Regions from separate parts of the Homo sapiens genome. Here region 2 is linked to region 1. A link is an interaction called in ENCODE POLR2A ChIA-PET data of the cell type or tissue named here. Cell type or tissue: PC-3. All regions are shown on one strand. Links, peaks and the distances in the headings refer to the core of each region. The heading gives the core; the rest is flanking DNA. Region 1 overlaps STRIP2 (striatin interacting protein 2). Region 2 overlaps AHCYL2 (adenosylhomocysteinase like 2).

The links. ChIA-PET counts read pairs that join two places held together with the same protein. Peaks named below come from ENCODE experiments on the same cell type or tissue, not always from the same donor. Only the 100,000 strongest peaks of a DNase experiment are listed, where the experiment ranks them.
Region 2: POLR2A ChIA-PET joins it to region 1 with 13 read pairs; 4 of 35 experiments call an interaction of 5 or more read pairs at or near these places.

Annotation. Positions count from the first base shown.
Region 1 is chr7:129,475,261-129,484,581 of GRCh38, forward strand. It overlaps STRIP2 (striatin interacting protein 2), which reads left to right. Exons shown (of 21, transcript NM_020704.3): 19 at 5,525-5,629; 20 at 7,582-7,786. It also overlaps the pseudogene SNRPGP3 and the pseudogene RNU1-72P. Among named protein-coding and RNA genes, the nearest start is that of SMKR1, 23 kb to the right of the region's middle. In PC-3, for the core only: no CTCF peak of the experiment used is centred there; no DNase peak of the experiment used is centred there.
Region 2 is chr7:129,276,164-129,285,484 of GRCh38, forward strand. All of the region lies in intron 1 of AHCYL2 (adenosylhomocysteinase like 2), which reads left to right. Among named protein-coding and RNA genes, the nearest start is that of AHCYL2, 56 kb to the left of the region's middle. In PC-3, for the core only: no CTCF peak of the experiment used is centred there; a DNase peak (open chromatin) is centred at 3,818; H3K27ac peaks cover 504 bases.

The DNA of each region.
Region 1 (9,321 bases), core at 2,916-7,915:
AGGCTGTGCAAGGAAATGCTTTGGGGGATGGAAAATATTAAATATTTTATATGTATTATATTGATATCTTTTTATTTTTTTATTTTTTATTTATTTTTTTTATTGATCATTCTTGGGTGTTTCTCGCAGAGGGGGATTTGGCAGGGTCACAGGACAACAGTGGAGGGAAGGTCAGCAGACAAACAAGTGAACAAAGGTCTCTGGTTTTCTAGGCAGAGGACCCTGGGGCCTTCCGCAGTGTTTGTATCCCTGGGTACTTGAGATTAGGGAGTGGTGATGACTCTTTTTTTTTCTTTTTTTTTTTTTTCTTTTTATTTTTTTTTATTGATCATTCTTGGGTGTTTCTCGCATAGGGGGATTTGGCAGGGTCATAGGACAATAGTGGAGGGAAGTTCAGCAGATAAACAAGTGAACAAAGGTCTCTGGTTTTCCTAGGCAGAGGACCCTGCGGCCTACCGCAGTGTTTGTGTCCCTGGGTACTTGAGATTAGGGAGTGGTGATGACTCTTAACGAGCATGCTGCCTTCAAGCATCTGTTTAACAAAGCACATCTTGCACCGCCCTTAATCCATTTAACCCTGAGTGGACACAGCACATGTTTCAGAGAGCACCGGGTTGGGGGCAAGGTCATAGATCAACAGCATCCCAAGGCAGAAGAATTTCTCCTAGTACAGAACGAAATGGAGTCTCCCATGCCCGCCTCTTTCTACACAGACACAGCAACAATCTGATTTCCCCATCTTTTCCCCACATTTCCCCCCTCTCTATTGGACAAAACCGCCATCGTCGTCATGGCCCGCTCCCAATGAGCTGTTGGGTACACCTCCCAGAGGGGGTGGCGGCCGGGCAGAGGGGCTCCCCACTTCCCAGAAGGGGTGGCCAGGCAGAGGTGCCCCCCTCCTCCCGGACGGGGCGGCTGGCCGGGCGGGGGCTGCCCCCCACCTCCCTCCCGGACGGGGCGGCTGGCCGGGCGGGGGCTGCCCCCCACCTCCCTCCCGGGCGGGGCGGCTGCCGGGCAGAGACGCTCCTCACTTCCCAGATGCGGCGGCTGCCGGGCGGAGGGGCTCCTCACTTCTCAGACGGGGCGGCTGCCGGGCGGAGGGGCTCCTCACTTCTCAGACGGGGCGGCTGCCGGGCGGAGGGGCTCCTCACTTCTCAGACGGGGCGGCTGCCGGGCGGAGGGGCTCCTCACTTCTCAGATGGGGCGGCTGCCGGGCGGAGGGGCTCCTCACTTCTCAGATGGGGCGGCCAGGCAGAGACGCTCCTCAGCTCCCAGACAGGGTCGCGGCCGGGCAGAGGCACTCCTCACATCCCAGACGGGGCGGAGGGGCAGAGGTGCTCCCCACATCTCACGATGGGCGGCCGGGCAGAGACGCTCCTCACTTCCTAGACTGGATGGCGGCCGGGAAGAGGCACTCCTCACTTCCCAGACTGGGCAGCCGGGCAGAGGGGCTCCTTGCATCCCAGACGATGGGCAGCCGGGCAGAGACGCTCTTCACTTCCCAGACGGGGTGGCGGCCGGGCAGAGGCTGCAATCTCGGCACTTTGGGAGGCCAAGGCAGGCGGCTGGGAGGTGGAGGTTGTAGCTAGCCGAGATCACGCCACTGCACTCCAGCCTGGGCAACATTGAGCACTGAGTGAACGAGACTCCGTCTGCAATCCCGGCACCTCGGGAGACCGAGGCTGGCAGATCACTCGCGGTTAGGAGCTGGAGACCAGCCCGGCCAACACAGCGAAACCCCGTCTCCACCAAAAAAATACGAAAACCAGTCAGGCGTGGCGGCGCGCGCCTGCAATCGCAGGCACTCGGCAGGCTGAGGCAGGAGAATCAGGCAGGGAGGTTGCAGTGAGCGGAGATGGCAGCAGTACAGTCCAGCTTCCGCTCGGCATCAGAGGGAGACCGTGGAAAGAGGGAGAGGGAGACCGTGGGGAGAGGGAGGGGGAGGGGGAGGGGGAGGGAGACTGTGGGGAGAGGGAGAGGGCTATTGATATCTTTTTTACTTTCCGTACTTATGAGTACATTCCTACAATGTTATTTAAAACTATGCATTTATCAGTAAACATACATGTATTTCAGAGATATACTGTAAACATACCATAAAGTATATATCCACTTTCCATGAGGTATTTATACAAAGGAAGGACCATGGATAAAATTTTTTTAGCATTATATCAATTTTCCTGTTGGTCACTATTTCTATAATGGGTTCTTGGGGAGATTAGAATCTCCAGGATGATTTTTCAAACTCACATACCCAGGTATGTTAGTGCCCCTTACTGGGGCACTTGTAGTTTGTTAAAGTTTCCCAAACAATCTTGAAATTTTTTTTTCTCCTTCCTCCTTATCCACTTATTTCACTTGAGAACCATTACTCTCTTTTAAGCTATCCAGATCTATGTCCTTAATCTAGCAGTAATTTATCAAAAACCCATATGATAAGAGAATTATTCTATAATGGTGTTGGTAAAGAAAATCTAAAATAGAAAAAACATGCCAACAATTGATTGGCTAATGAGGTGGGTGATGCCAGATGCAAGACTGCTGGGCCTACCACAGGAGCAAGAGAGAAGCCATGCATTCCATCTCAAGGCATCTGTGAGCCCATGTAGACACCATGAGCAAAGCTCACCCTCCTGAGTTGAAAAAATTTATAGACAAGAAGTTATCATTGAAATTAAATGGTGGCAGACATGTCCAAGGAATATTGTGGGGATTTGATCCCTTAATGAATCTTGTGATAGATAAGTGTGTGGAGATGGCAACCAGCGGGCAACAGAAGAATATTGGAATGGTGGTGATACGAAGAAATAGTATCATCATGTTAGAAACCTTGGAACAAGAATAAATAATGGCTGTTCAGCAGAGAAATTCCACGTCCCCTCTCCAAAGAGCCTGTTTTACTATGATGTAAAAATTAGGTCATGTACATTTTTATGTTGGACTTTTTATATTAAAAACTTTTTGTTAGGCCGGGCACAGTGGCTCACGCCTATAATCCTAGCACTTTGGGAGGCCGAGGCAGGTGGATCACCTGAGGTCAGGAGTTCAAGACCAGCCTGGCCAACATGGTGAAACCCCATCTCTACTAAAAATACAAAAATTAGCTGGGTGTGGTGGCGGGCACCTGTAATCCCAGCTACTTGGGAGGCTGAGGCAGGAGAATCGCTTGAACCCGGGAGGCAGAAGTTGCTGTGAGCCGAGATGGCACCACTGCACTCCAGCCTGGGTGACAGTGTCAGACTCCATCTCAGAAAAAGAAAAATTGAAAGATTGGCAGTAACCTAAATGACCACTAATATAGGGCCAACTGGTTAAATAAATTATGGTACATACTTGCAATACAATATTAGGTAACCATTATTAAAAAGAACGAGGCAGTTCTTTTCAACTGGAGAAAGTCCATGTAAATCACGGAATTATAGAATGCTCAGACCTGAAGTGATCTTAAAGATTAGCTAGTTCAACCTTCTACAGGAAACAAGGAAAATGATTTACCTAAGATCATACAGTCAGGGATGAGGCCATAATCCAAGTATTCTGGTATCTATTCCAATGCTGCTTCTACAAGGGGATGCCTTCTCTCCCATATTATTCTTTGAGATACTGAGGACTGCAAGGCTTTTTATGCCTCTACCGTATTGAAAATCAGGATGAAGGAAGCTCACAGTAGAAATACACTTACTTATCCCATATGTTTTGTGTTTCCCTTGCGTCTTAAAAATTTAAAAGTCTGTTCGGGCGCGGTGGCTCATGCCTATAATCCCAGCACTTTGGGAGGCTGAGGGAGGTGGATCACCTGAGGTTGGGAGTTCAAGACCAGCCTGACCAACATGGAGAAACCCCATCTCTACCAAAAATACAAAATTAGCTAGGCGTGGCGGTGCATTCCTATAATCCCAGCTACTCAGGAGACTGAGGCAGGAGAATTGCTTGAACCTGGGAGGCAGAGGTTGCAGTGAGCCAAGATCACCCCACTGCACTCAAGTCTGGGCAACAAAAGCAAAACTCTGTCTCAAAAAAAAAAAAAAAATGTAAAAGTCTCCCTGTCTCTATTAACCACACAAGATATAACGTCTGTAGAACTTGGTCTATTTGGGGCAAGCCAGACTACCTGATGCACTACAGTAGAAAGTCCCATAGAAGTTTTCCTTAGAAGCAGACAGATGGTTCTCCTGGGACAATATTGAACATTTACTGTATGATGGAGAATATTATTTATAAATAATGTTTCTTTTTTTTTTTTTTTGAGATGGAGTTTCTCTCTTGTTGCCCAGGCTAGAGTTCAATGGCGTGGTCTTGGCTCACTGCAACCTCTGCCTCCTGGGTTCAAGTGATTCTCCTGCCTCAGCCTCCCAAGTAGCTGGGATTACAGGCTCCTGCCACCATGCCCAGCTAATTTTTTAATTTTTTTAGTAGAAATGGAGTTTCACCATGTTGGCCAAGCTGGTCTCGAACTCCTGAACTCAGGTCATCTGCCTGCCTCGGCCTCCCAAAGTGCTAGGATTACCAGTGTGAGCTACCACAACCGACCTATAAATAATATTTCTAAATAAGAAATTTCCCTGAAACTTTTTGGCTCTTGGTATTAGGTATTAGGAAAGCCTAATACCCTCAAAAACTTTGGATGTTCATTCCACATTAGATATATGCCTGTCTTGCTTCAAATTAATTTGAGGGAGGAGGAGGTAATTTTCCATTCACCAGACAGCAGCTCACTTCTACATGTCATCTACTCCTACATTCTCCTATCACATTGTAGATGTGAGGAATTTCCAAGATGTTAGTTTGGCTGTCACGTGTGCTCATTGAGTTATATAGCTTCTGACACCAGTATGTATTTGCAAGCCCCAAATTCACATAAGGACTCACATTTTTATTTCTGAAAAATCTTTCTATGAGTAGATACCTGCTTTTAATCTGACATCCATCTGTTGTCTCTGGTTAGGTGTTCACAAACTATCAAGAAATATATAAGAAAAATATCTGATTAGAAGAAACCATCTGCCATTTTTCCTTCCATGCTGAAGAATTAAGCATCTAACTGTAATATGGTTTGATAAAGGAGGGTGAAGGTTGATAAGATAAAAAAAAATTCAACCATAGTTGATATCAGATCCATCCAACATAGTTTAAAATCTACCAGAATTAGACCTAATCCTAACAATTACAAACATAGTTTATATAAGCGCAAAGTACCTGTATATGGGGGTAAAATTCTCTCATCTCTTTTCTGATCCTAGAGCAATAAGCTACACAAGAAAACTTGCCTGAATCAGGTTCCTGTGCTCATGTATCATCTTTCTAACCAACACATGCTGTAGGTAGAGTCTTCCAGGATTGGCAGCTGAGGGGGTTTTTAAACCATGGGCTTTGGAGACTTCAGTGTGTTAAGAAACAGGAAGGTGAGGAGGTATTATTTCATACAGGAAGGCCTCACCTAAACTGACCAACATTGACTTCCAGGCTTCTGTGGGAATTAAAGCCTTGTAGGTATTAAGATAATGATGGATGTTCCCTACTATAGGAAGCTGGAGACAACAGCCAGTTCTGCTGGAGGAACCTCTTTTCCTGCATCAACCTCCTGAGGCTGCTCAATAAACTGACCAAATGGAAACATTCCCGGACCATGGTGAGTGTGGTTTTTTACATCATGGAGTTGTCCATCTGACTGAATTTTTAAAAGATCACTAGTAAATATTTGTGTGCTACCTGGTTTGTGATCTCCGTATATAGACACTGAATGCTACATAAGATTTAGCACCTCATAATTCTGGGCACTTATTCTATATTAGATGATTACTTATCAGTCCATTTCTTTTCAGGGGGCTGAATCTCAAACCCTCCCTCAGGGCAACTCTAGCAGGGAAGCTAGCAATGTTGTTTGGATTACATACATTCCCAAATGATGCAAGTGCAAGGTTTATCATTGCAACATTGTTTATAATAATGAAAGCTTGTCTGGGCTCCGTAGCTCATGCCTGTAATCCCAGCACTTTGGGAAGCCGAGGCGGGCAGATAACAAGGTCAGGAGTTCGAGACCAGCCTGACCAACATGGTGAAACTCCATCTCTACTAAAAATACAAAAATTAGCTGGGAAAGGTGGCAGGCACCTATAGTCCCAGCTACTCGGGAGGCTGAGGCAGGAGAATCATTTGAACCTGGGAGGCAGAGGTTTCAGTGAGCCGAGATCATGCCACTGCACTCCAGCGTGGGCAACGGAGTGAGACTCCGTCTCAAAATAATAATAATAATAATAATAATGAAAGCCTGGAAACAAGCTAAATGCTCATTAAGCAGGACCAACTGGTTAAATAAATGATGGTATGTCCTTATAATAGAATATTATGCAATCATTAAAAAGAATGAGCAGCCGGGCTCAGTGGTGCATGCCTGTAATCCCAGCACTTTGGGAGGCTGAGGCAGAAGGATTGCCTGAGCCCAGGAGTTTGAGACCAGCCTGGGCAACATGATAAGACCCCATCTCTATTAAAAAAAGTAAAAGAATGAGGCAGTTCTGTACTGATATGGAATGGTTTTCAAGATATATTCAATAAAAAAAACCAGGTATAGAACAGTGTGGCAGGATATGTAGTTGGCTACCATTTGTGTTAAAAAACAAAAGTAGGCTGGGTGTGGTGGCCCACACCTGTAATTCCAGCACTTCGGAAGGCCAAGGTGGGAGGATCACTTGAGGTCAGGAGTTTGAGACCAGCCTGACCAACATGATGAAACCCCATCTCTACTAAAAATTAGCTGGGTGTGGTGGCGGGCGCCTCTACTCAGGGGAGGCTGAGGCAGGAGAATCACTTGAACCCAGGAGGTTGAGGTTGCAGTGAATCGAGACTGCACCACTGCACTCCAGCCTGGGCGACAGAGTAAGACTCCATCTTAAAAACAAAACAAAACAAAAAAATAAAAGTAATATATGCATACATAGAATTATCTCCAGAAAATAAACAAAAATACTGTGACAGTGGAAATGATATGTGTGGCTGACAAAATTTTCTTTTCACTTTATACCATATGCTTTGAATATTGAAAACTTTGAACAATAAAATATGAATGGAATAGTTCTCTCTCTCTCTCTCTCTCTCTATATATATATATATATATATATTTTTTTTTTTTTTTTTTGAGACGGAGTCTTGCTCTGTCACTCAGGCTGTAGTGCAGTGGCATGATCTCAGCTCACTGCAACCTCCGCCTCCTGGGTTCAAGCAATTCATGTGCCTCAGCCTCCTTAGTAGCTGGGATTACAGGCCCATGCCACCACGCCTGGCTAATTTTTGTATTTTTAGTAGAGATGGGGTTTCATCATGTTGGCCAGGGTGGTCTCAAACTCCTGACCTTACGTGATCCACTGGCTTCGGCCTCCCAAAGTGCTGGGATTACAGACATGAGCCACCTTGCCCAGCCCCCCTCTATATTCTTGAAGATTAAATCTAAGTAGAGCCTGGACCATAGATTCCTGAAAGCTCCCCAGGAATTTCTGAGGCTAGCTAGGTTTGGTTTAATTTGTCTGTAAACTGGAAATTCCAAGAAACGTTAGATCTTTACCCCACCCCTCTTTCAATGAACAGATGCTGGTAGTGTTTAAATCGGCACCAATCTTAAAGCGGGCCCTCAAGGTCAAACAGGCCATGCTGCAACTTTATGTCCTAAAGCTACTAAAGTTACAGACCAAGTACCTGGGGCGCCAATGGAGGAAAAGCAACATGAAAACCATGTCAGCCATTTACCAGAAAGTGCGTCACCGCATGAACGATGACTGGGCTTACGGGAATGGTGAGTCTTCCCAAAGCTCTTGACTTCCTGGAGTTTCCTGGGGTTTAGACAAAACTAAATAAATATTTATCACTCCTCTTTTGGCATGAATTGTTACATATTTTAGATGAAAAAATATGTGATTATAGGTCAGGCGCTGATACACCAAACTTTAAGGTTATGCCTCAAATTCTAGTATGTACCCTTGTCCTATGTAAACTATGAAAATCCGTTTTATAAAACAAGTAAATTGAGAGATAATTAATTGCCTTTCCAAAACATTCTTTTAAATGACAGCTTTCTCCAAAAGATTTAAATTAAAACAACTTTTTATTATTACAAAGCAGTTAGAAAAAAAGATAGAAAATACAAGTAAACAAACATTTTACTATATTATATTTATGCCATATTTGTACTATGCAGAAATTGCCACCATTAACATCTTATTGTATATTCCTCCAGATCTTTTTCTATGCATATACATGCATATTTTATCAAAATGAAAGCAAGTTATGTATGCTATTTTGTAATTTTCTCTTTTAACATTATCTCTACCTTTTCATGTCAGTACATTTTCATTTCATCTAATAAAGTTCATATTCACAATTTTCGAGTTGTCCCAAAATGTTCTTCATAGCTATTTTTCCAAGTCAGAATCCAATCCAGGACCACAGGTTGCATCCAGTTGTTATATATATGTTAATTATTTTTGTTTTCTGTTTTTTGTTTGTTTGTTTTTTTGAGAGGGTCGCTCTGTCACCCAGGCTGGAAAGCAGTGACATGATAATGGCTCACTGCAGCCTCGACTTCCTGGGCTCAAGTGATCCTCCCAGCTGCCAAGTAGCTGGGACTACAGATGCATACCACCACTACACCCGGCTAATTTTTCAAATTTTTTTGTAGAGATGGAGTCTCTCCCTGTGTTGCCCAGGCTGGTCTTGAACTCCTGGGCTCAAGGGATCCTCCTGCCCTGGCCTCCCAAAGTGCTGGGATTACAGGTGTAAGCCACCGTGCTTGGCCTCTAAGCAGTCTCCCCACCTCCACCATTAATGCTAACTAATTGAAGAACTAGGCCAGTTGTCCTGCAAAATACTCACATTCTGGATTTGTCTGTTTTCTTCTTTGTGGTGTTATCTACTTTATTCGTCTATCTATGGTATTACCTGTAAACTTGAAGTTAAATCTAAAGGTTTGATGAATTCAATTTAAACCTTTTTGGCTGCAGTATGTCCTAGGTAATCTTGGGAACTGTACATTGCCTCACATCAGAAGGCAAGATATTTGGTTAAACTACCAGAACTTGTAAGATTGATCAGAGTTTGGAAAAATTTATTTTGGAGAGCTTTTTTATTGTTTTGTATTTGACCATTATTTCCATAATTGTATTTGAGAATTTTTGGTAATGACTTGTCTTTGCTGTGTTTGTAACCTGCTTGAATTTTAAAGGATGATGCAGTAAAGAGTTCAGATAACTCTACTTACTTACCTGGCAGGGAAAATACCATGATCATGAAGATGGTTTTCCCAGGACAAGTCTTATCCATTTTACTCCAGAT
Region 2 (9,321 bases), core at 1,401-6,400, 200 kb before region 1:
GTAAAGCCGAATGATAATATAAATACTGTGTATCAGAATTATGGGTTACAACTAAAGCAGCATTTAGAGGGAAATTTATATCATCACAAAGAAGATGAGGGTAAGAAAAACTAATTAAGAACATTAAAAAAGCCAAAGGGAAATTTACAGCCTTACATGCTTATATTAGAAAAAAAACAGAGTTCATTATTTATTAGTCTTAGTATTTGACTGAGAAGTTATTTTTAAAAAGAAATGAATAAAAACCAAGGAAAGTAGAAGGGAAGAATAAAAAAAAAAACCAGAACTGAATGAAATTGAAAACAGGCTGGGCACAGTGGCTCATGCCTATAATCCCAGCACTTTGGGAGGCTGAGGCAGGTGGATCACTTGAGGTCAGGAGTTCAAGACCAGCCTGGCCAACATGGTGAAATTCCGTCTCTACTAAAAGTATAAAAATGCTGTGCATGGTGGTGGGCACCTGTAATCCCAGCTACTTGGGAGGCTGAGGCATGAGAATTGCTTAAACCTGGAAGGCAGAGGTTGCAGTAAGTTGAGATCATGCCACTGCACTCCAGCCTGGGCAACTGTCTCAAAAAAAAAAAAAAAGAAAAAAACCACAAAGATATAAAAGAATTAACAGCAACAAAAGTTGGTTTTCTAAAAAAAAAGATTAAAATAAGACAAAGCCCTGCAAAGATTAATCAGCAAGACAGAGTGAAGATACAGATACCACTAAGATTGAACAAGAAGACATATCTACAAATACAGCATAGATTATGAAATAACAAATGTATTATTAACAAATCTATGGTGCTAAATTGTACAGCTTAGATAAAAAGAACAGCGTTGTGAAAAATATATATAACTTACCAAAATTGACTCAAGGAGGAATACAAACCTGAAGAGACCTATAATCATTAAATATTTTGAATTAATAAGTAAAATACTACCTAATTGAAAAGAGGCACAGATGCAATTTTTACAATAGTTTTATAAAGGGGTATAATTGACAAACAAAAAACTGCAGATATTTAAAGGTTACAACTTGGAAAGTTTTGACACATGTCTAAAACCATGAAACTATTGTTACAATGAAGATAAAGAACATATTTATTACCTCTAAAGTCTCTCTCTTTTTTTTTTTTTTTTTTGAGATAGAGTCTTGCTCTGTCGCCCAGGCTAGATGGAGTGGTGCCACCTTAGCTCACTGCAACCTCCGCCTCCTGGGTTCAAGCAATTCTCCTGCCTCAGCCTCCTGAGTAGCTGGAATTACAGGTGCGCACCACCACACCCAGCTAATTTTTTTGTATTTTTAGTGGAGACAGGGTTTTGCCATGTTGCCCAGGCTGGTCTCGAACTCCTGGGCTCAGGCAATCCACCTGCCTCGGCCTCCCAAAGTGCTAGGATTACAGGCGTGAGCCACTGCGCCTGGCCTCTCCTGTCTCTACCACCCAGTTTCATCCCTAGGCAATCACTGATCTGCTTCATATAATAATAGAGTCTGCATTTTCTAGGCTTTTAAGTGGAATCAAGTAGTATGTACTCTTTGGGGAGAGGGGAGTGGGGTAATTCTGGCTTCTTCCACTTAGCATCATTATTTCGAGATTTATTTATGTTGTTGATTGATCAAAGGTCTTTTTCATTGCATAGTAGTACCATCGTATGGTTAGACCACATTTGATTTATTCGTTCACCTGTTGACAGCCACTTGGGTTATTTCCAGTTTGAGGCTATCATAAATAATGCTTCTGTGAACATTTATTAGAGATATGTTTTTGTTCCTCGTTGTTAAATATCTGGAAGTGTGATGGTTGGATTATATAAGTGTACGGTTTAATTTTTAAGAAACCGCCAAACTGTTTTCCAAAGAGGTTTTGCCGTTTTACATTCCCACCAGGTTTGAATTCCTCCACATCCTCATCAACATTTGGTATGGTCAGTCTTTATTTTTAGCCATTCTGATTAGCATAAAATAGTATTTCATTGTGGTTTTAATGTACTTAAGTGACTAATGCTGAGAATCTTTTCATGTACTTTTTGTCATTTGTATGTCTCTTGTGGTAAAGTGTCTATTTAAATATTTTGACCATTTTATTTTATTTTTTATTTTTTTAGAGATGGGGTCTCCCTGTGTTGCCCAGGCTGGTCTCAAACTCCTGGGTTCAAGTGATCCTCCTCCATCAGTCTCCCAGTGTGTTGGGATTACAGGCGTGAGTCACCACATCCAGTCTCTTTTTACCATTTTTAATTAATTGGGTTGTTTATTTTCTAATTATTGAGTTTTGAGAGTTATTTATATATTCTAGATATAAGTCCTTTATCAGATAGATGATTTGCAAATATTTCCTCCCAGTCTGTGGCTTATTTTTTTTATTCTCTTCACAATGCCTTTCGAAAAGCAAAATCTTTGTATTTTCATGAAGCCCAATTTATCAATTTGCTGTTTTATGGCTTGTAGTTTTGGTGTCATATCTAAGAAATCTTTGTCCAACCCAAGATTAGAAGAGCTTTCTCTTATGTTTTCTTCTAGAAGCTTTATAATTCTGGCTTAACATTTTATACCAATGGCCCATTTTGAGTTAATTTTTGCATATGGTACAAGGTTTGTATTGAAGCTCTTTTTTTTTTTTTTTTTTTGCATATGAATATCTAATTGTTGCAGTATCATTTGTTGGTAAGACTCTTCTCCACTGAATTGCTCTTGCACCTTTGTTGAAAATCAGTTGTCTACGGATGTGTGGGTGTATTTTTGGACTTTCTTCTGTTCCATTGATCTGTTTGTCTAACTTGACACAACTACCACATTATTTTTATAGCTATAGTTTTTATAAGTCTTAAAAACTGATAGAGGTAGTCCTCCAGCTTTGTATTTCTTTTTCAAAGTTGTTTTGACTCTTCTGCGCCCTTTACATTTCCATGTGAATTTTAGAATCAGTTTGTCAGATTCTACAACAAAGCATCTGGGATTTTTATTGGAATTGTATTGAATCTGCATTTGGAGAGAATTGATAGCTTAACAATATTGAATCTTTTGGCCATGAATGGCATATCTGTACCATCTTGTGGACATCTTTTATTTCTCTCAGAAGTGTTTGGTAGTTTTTTTTTTTTTTCCTGCCTCAGCCTCCCGAGTAGCTGGGATTACAGACGCACGCCACAAGACCTGGCTAATTTTTGTATTTTTAATAGAGATGAGGTTCGCCATGTTGGCCAGGCTGGTCTCACACTCCCAACCTCAGGTGATCCCCCCACCCCGGCTTCCTGGCCAGTGTTTAATAGTTTTCAATAGGTCTTGCATATCTTTTGTCCAATGTATCGATGTTTCATGTTCCATGTTTCATGTTTTTGTTATTACCCTGGAAAGGGGTCCTAATCTAGACCCCAAGAGAGGATTCTTGGTTCTCATGCAAGAAAGAATTTGTGGTGAGTCCACAGAGTAAAATGAATGCAAGTTTAAGAAAGTAAAGGAATAAAAGAATGGCTGCTTCATAAGCAGAGCAGCCCTGAGTGCTGCTGGTTGGCTATTTTTGTGGTTATTTCTTGATCATATATGTTCAACAAGGGGTGGATTATTCATTCATGAGTTTTGCAGGAAAAGGGGAGGCATTTCCCACAACTAAGGGGTCCCCTTCCTTTTAGGGTAACTTCTGATGTTGCCATGGTATTTGTAAACTGTCACGGCACTGGTGGGAGTGTCTTTTAGCATACTAATGCATTATCATTAGCATATAACCAGCAGTGAGGACAACCAGAGGCACCTCTTGGTTTTGGTCAGCTTCTTTACCGCATCCTGTTTTATCAGTGGTGTCTTAGTTACCTGTGTCTTGTGCCAACCTCCTATCTCATCCTGTGACTAAGAATGCCTAGCTTCCTGGGAATGCAGCCCAGCAGGTCTCATTTTACCCAGCCTCTATTTAAGATGGAGTCGCCTTGGTTCTAATGCTTCTGACAATATGGTTGCTTTTTGCTAATATACAGAAATATCAATTGACTTTTATAAATTGATCTTATAGTCTTTAAGTTTGCTAAATACTTTTTTTTTTTGAGAGAGTCTCGCTCTGTTGCCCAGGCTGGAGTACAGTGGCACGATCTCGGCTCACTGCAACCTCTGCCTCCTTTGTTCAAGCAGTTCTTCTGCCTCAGCCTCCCTAGTAGCTGGGATTGCAGGCGCCCACCACCATGTCCAGCTGATTTTTGTATTTTAGTAGACACGAGGTTTCGCCGTGTTGGCCAGGCTGGTCTGGAACTCCTGACCTGAAGCAATCCACCTGCCTTGGCCTCCCAAAGTGTTGGGATTACAAGCATGAGCCACTATGCTCGGCCCTAAATTTGCTAAATTCTTGTTTTAGTTCTAGTAGCTTTTTTGTAGATTCCATCAGATTTTCAACTGAGGCAGTTTTTTGTCAACTATGAGTAAAGACAGTTTTACGACTCGCTTTCTAGTCTAGATACTTTATAAGTTCTTATTTTATTGTACTTTTCAGATGATCCCATACAATGTTGAATAGAAGTGGTGAGAGTAGACACCAATAAGTATGATATTAGCTGTTGTTTTTTTTTTAGATCCCCTTTATCATGTTGAGAAAGTTTCCTTGTATTCCTAGTTTTCTGACAGTTTTCATCAGGAATTTCTGGTGGATTTTGTCTAATGCATTTTCTGTATCTATTGAAATGATCACATGATCTTTTTAATTTTGTTAACATGGTGAGTTACATTGATTCTTTTTTTTTTTTTTTGAGACAGAGTCTCGCTCTGTCGCCCAGGCTGGAGTGCAGTGGTGCCATCTTGGCTCACTGCAACCTCTGCCTCCTGGTTCAAGTGATTCTCCTACCTCAGCCTCCTGAGTAGCTGGGACTACAGGCGCCCGCCACCATGCCTGGCTAATTTTTTGTATTTTTAGTAGAGATGGGGTTTCACCATGTTAGCCAGGATGGTCTCGATCTCCTGACCTCATGATCTGCCCACCTTGGCCTCCCAAAGTGCTGGGATTACAGGCATGAGCCACCACACCCGGCCCATTGATTCATTTTTAAATGTTAAACTCACCTTCTATTCTTAGGGTAAATTTCACTTGATTGTGATGTATTCTTTTTATATATTGCTGGGCTTGGTTTGCTGAAATTTTTAAAATATTTTTTCATCTATGTTCATGAGAGTTATTAGTATGCAATTTTCTTTAGGTCTTTGCAAGGCTTTGGTATTAGGATAATGCTGACATCATAAAATGGGGTAGGAAATGTTTCTTCTTTTCAGTGTTCTAGAAGAGTTTTTATAGATTTCCTTCTGATCTTTATTTTCTTTCTTCTGGTTGCTTTGTATTTTATTAGTTCTTCTGTTTCTAGATTTTTTTTTTTTTTTTTTTTTTTTTGAGACAGGGTCTCCCTCTGTCACCCAGGCTAGAGTGCAATGGCGTGATCTCGGCTCACTGCAAACTCCGCATCCTGGGCTCAAATGATCCTTCTGCCTCAGCCTCTCAAGTAGCTGGGACTACATGCCTGGCACCACCATCCCTGGCTAATTTTTGCATTTTTTGTAGAGATAGGGTTTTGCCATGTTGCCCGGGCTGGTCTTGAACTCCTGTACTCAAGTGATCCGCCTGCCTTGGCCTCCCAAAGTGCTGGGATTACAGGCGTGAGCCACTGCACCTGGCCATGTTTCTTGATTCTTGAAATGGAAGCTGAAGTCTTTTATTTGAGACCTTCTTTTATTAATAGGAATGTTTAGTGTTATACATTTCCTTTAGTGCTGCTTTAGCAACATTCCACAAATTTTGATGTACTTTCATTTTCATTCAGTTAGAAACACTTCCTAATTTCCCTTTTGATTTGTTCTTTGACCCATCAGTTACTTAGGTATGTATTACTTTACTTCCTGATATTTGGGAGTTTTGCAGATATTTTCCTTTGTTGATTCCTAATTTAATTCCATTATGGTTAGAGAACATACTTTGTATGACTCTAATTCTTTTATATTTATTGAGGATTGATTTATGGCCTCAAATATGGCTTATCTTGGTAAATTTTTTATATGCACTGAAAAAATATTTTTCTATTATTGGTGCATTTTTCTTGTGTTTTTTGTTCTTATGGTTCATTTAGCATCTTAGATCTATGAGTTTATTGTCAATATCAAATTTGGAAAAATTTGGCCACTATTTCTTTAAATATCCCTGTTTATCCTCTCTTTACTTCTGGGAACTCTAGTTACATGTATATTAAACTGCTTAAAGTGTTCCCAGAATTCACTCATGGTCTTTTTATTCTTTTTCCACTCTGGTTTACTTTGGGTAGTTTTTATTATGTGTCTTCTAGTTCACTCATCTCTTATGTTTTGTCTGATCTGCCATCAGTCTTATCCAATGCATTTTTCATATTAGACATTATTCTTTTTATCTGTAGAAGTTGGATTTAGGCCTTATTTTCTTTCTCCCATGTTTCTACTTAGCTTTTTGAATATGGAATAACTTTGTTAATTCCCTTGTCTGCTAATTCTAACATATATGTCAATTTTGTTAGCTTCAGTTGATTGATTTTTTTCTTCTTCATGGGTCATATTTTCTTTGCATGTTTGATAAATTTTTGTGGATTATAAACATTGTGAATTTTACCTGTTTAGGTACTGGATTTTTTTTTTATTTGTTCTGTGTCACAGTTAATTTATTAATACAGTTGAATCCTTTCCTTAAGATTTGTTTCAAAAACATAGAGAGAAGAGGGGGAGAAAAAAAAATATTTGTTAGGTGGGGCCAGAGCAGTTTTCCATCTAGGGTAGTTACTCCCCAGGATCCTTGGAATACTCTACCTCGTGCCTTGTTAATTACGGGGTTTTCCAGTTTGGCTGGTGGGAACAGGCATTGTTCTTGTTCTGTTTGAGTGCCAGTTAGTGTTCCCTCTAGTTTTCTAAGTAGTTCCTACATGCACTCACTGGTCAGTACCCCACTGAGTACTTAAGAGGAGCCCACTGCAGAGCTCCAGGTGCTCCCAGCATGCAGCGCGTTTTCCAGTACTCCATCCTGCACACTGTCTCTGCCTTGGCCTTCCCAGACTCTCAGCTCAATCTCTTCAACGAAGATAGCCCTGGGCTCTACTTGGGTTCCTCCTTCATTAAACTGCACCTTGGAAATATTCTCAAGGCAGTAAGCAGAAGCATTCACAGAACTTACTTCACTTGTTTTCTGTCTCTCAGGGATTGCTGTTCTTCATTGCCTAATGTGCAGTGTCTTTGAAACCATCATTTCATGTATTTTCTCTGCTTTTTTTGTTTGTTTGTTTCAGGCAGGTAGGTAAATCTTATACTTGTTATTACATATTGGCTAGAAATGGAAGTCCATTATTTTAAATACTTCTTATGTGCTTGAAATGTTTCAGGATAAACATATAGACTAAATGGATATATTTGCCAAAGATGAGGTACTGACAGAAATTTTCTAGACTTTAAAATTAAGTTTCACCTTCTTCTCTTCCATCATTTTGAGACTAAAGTTTTATATTTTAAGTGTTTTTTGGTATTTGCTTGTGCTTTGCTTTTTATCTATAAAAAAGAGGTTTAATATGTTCTATGGTTGTGTGACTCAAACAATATAGTACTTTTTGTACCACAGGCCCTGAGGTCTGAACTCAGCATCACTATCTTTTTTCATATTAGCTTCCAAATAGCATCAGGTGGTCATTTTTAAAATTTAAAACCAGTCTACCTATCTTGTTTGATTTGATCTTGTGACCTTAGGGAAGAAACCCACCCAGGAATAGAATAAAGAAACTTTTTACATCCTGAGGCTTTAAAAAACAAAATCAAAATCCAGCTATTTAAAAAATTTTAATATCTTTAAACCTTTCTACAATGGAGTCATTTTTTTAAAAGAAAGCACTGTCCTTTGCCTGGTTAATGAATAATGTGAGTACTATTTTATTATAAATAATTGATTTCCAGGACTTCCTGGGGTAGGAAGAATGTGTCCTAGCTGAATAAATTAAGGGAAGTGATAAGGACTGAATTCTGTTAGTGGAAGTAATAAACGAAAGAAAGTTATGTGGTTGGGGTTGACTGTGAGCAGAGAGTGATTCCGTAGTTAAGATGAAGGGATTTGTTAGTCTTCTCAGAGAGGAAGGACAAGCGTGAGGAATAGGAAAATTTCACCTGTAGGTGGGATGGAAAAAGCTTGGAATAATTGGCCGGGCATGGTGGCTCACGCCTGTAATCCCAGCACTTTGGGAGGCTGAGGTGGGCGGATCACCTAAGGTCAGGAGTTCAAGACCAGTCTGGCCAACATGGTGAAACCCCCATCTCTAATAAAAATAAAAAAATTAGCTGGGCATGGTGGCATGTGCCTGTAATCCCAGCTGCTTGGTAGGCTGAGGCAGGAGAATCGCTGGAACCCAGGAGGCAGAGGTTACAGTGAGCCAAGATCGCACCACTGCACTCCAGCCTAGATGACAGAGTTGAGACTTCGTCTCAAAAAAAAAAAAAAAAAAAAGCTTGGAATAGTTGTTTGGGGGCCATCCTGAGACAATGTGATTCTCACATATGGGAGTATGAAGATAAGGAATCTCTTGGAGAATTCTAGCTTGTGACTTTCACTCCTGCTTTCTCTTTCTCCTCTATGTTCAGTATGCAATTGTTGATTAATTGAAAAGGAGTGGAAATGAAAAAACTAAAAAATTTTTTTTTCAAACTAGAAAAATGTCTTAAGAAATTGAAAATGAAATCATTAGTTTCTAGAGCTTTATTTTTGGCAAACTAGAATAATCCAAGTTTTATTTTACTAATTTTATAGAATTATAGCCCTAGGAAGGTAAGCAAATTTCTGTTTTCTGCTACAATATTTTTGTAATGGTGAAATCTAGTTAAAATATTTTGGAGTATAAAAAATTAGAAAACATGGTACAGAAGAGGCCAGTGCTGCTCAGGGGTTAATAAGGCTGGGACAGCCAGCTCTAGCTGTAAGCATATGTAGGTTTTAATATACTAAAGGCCGTGAGCTACAGCTTTTGCTTTCTCTCCCATCTATGGCCTCCCTCGTGTATTTATATATGTAGCCTCCCTGATGTGTGGATGTATGGATGTATTTACAGCTAGCATCAGCTATGGTTAGGGCTGCATTCTTTTCTTTCTCTCCCATCTGAGGCCTCCTGGAGTCATTCTTGCAAGAGTTCACACAAGTTTGTTGAACTGAATTAAACTTCAAGTTTTTGTTAGAAGAATTGGGCAGGGATCAGAGCATAGAGATTCCTGATGGAGAATCCATCAGGCAAGGAAATGAACAGCTCTTTGTGTCCTGAGATGACCAGCTTCTCCTACCCAGACCAGGAAGGATTGTTTTGCCAGTCTTCCCATGGTGT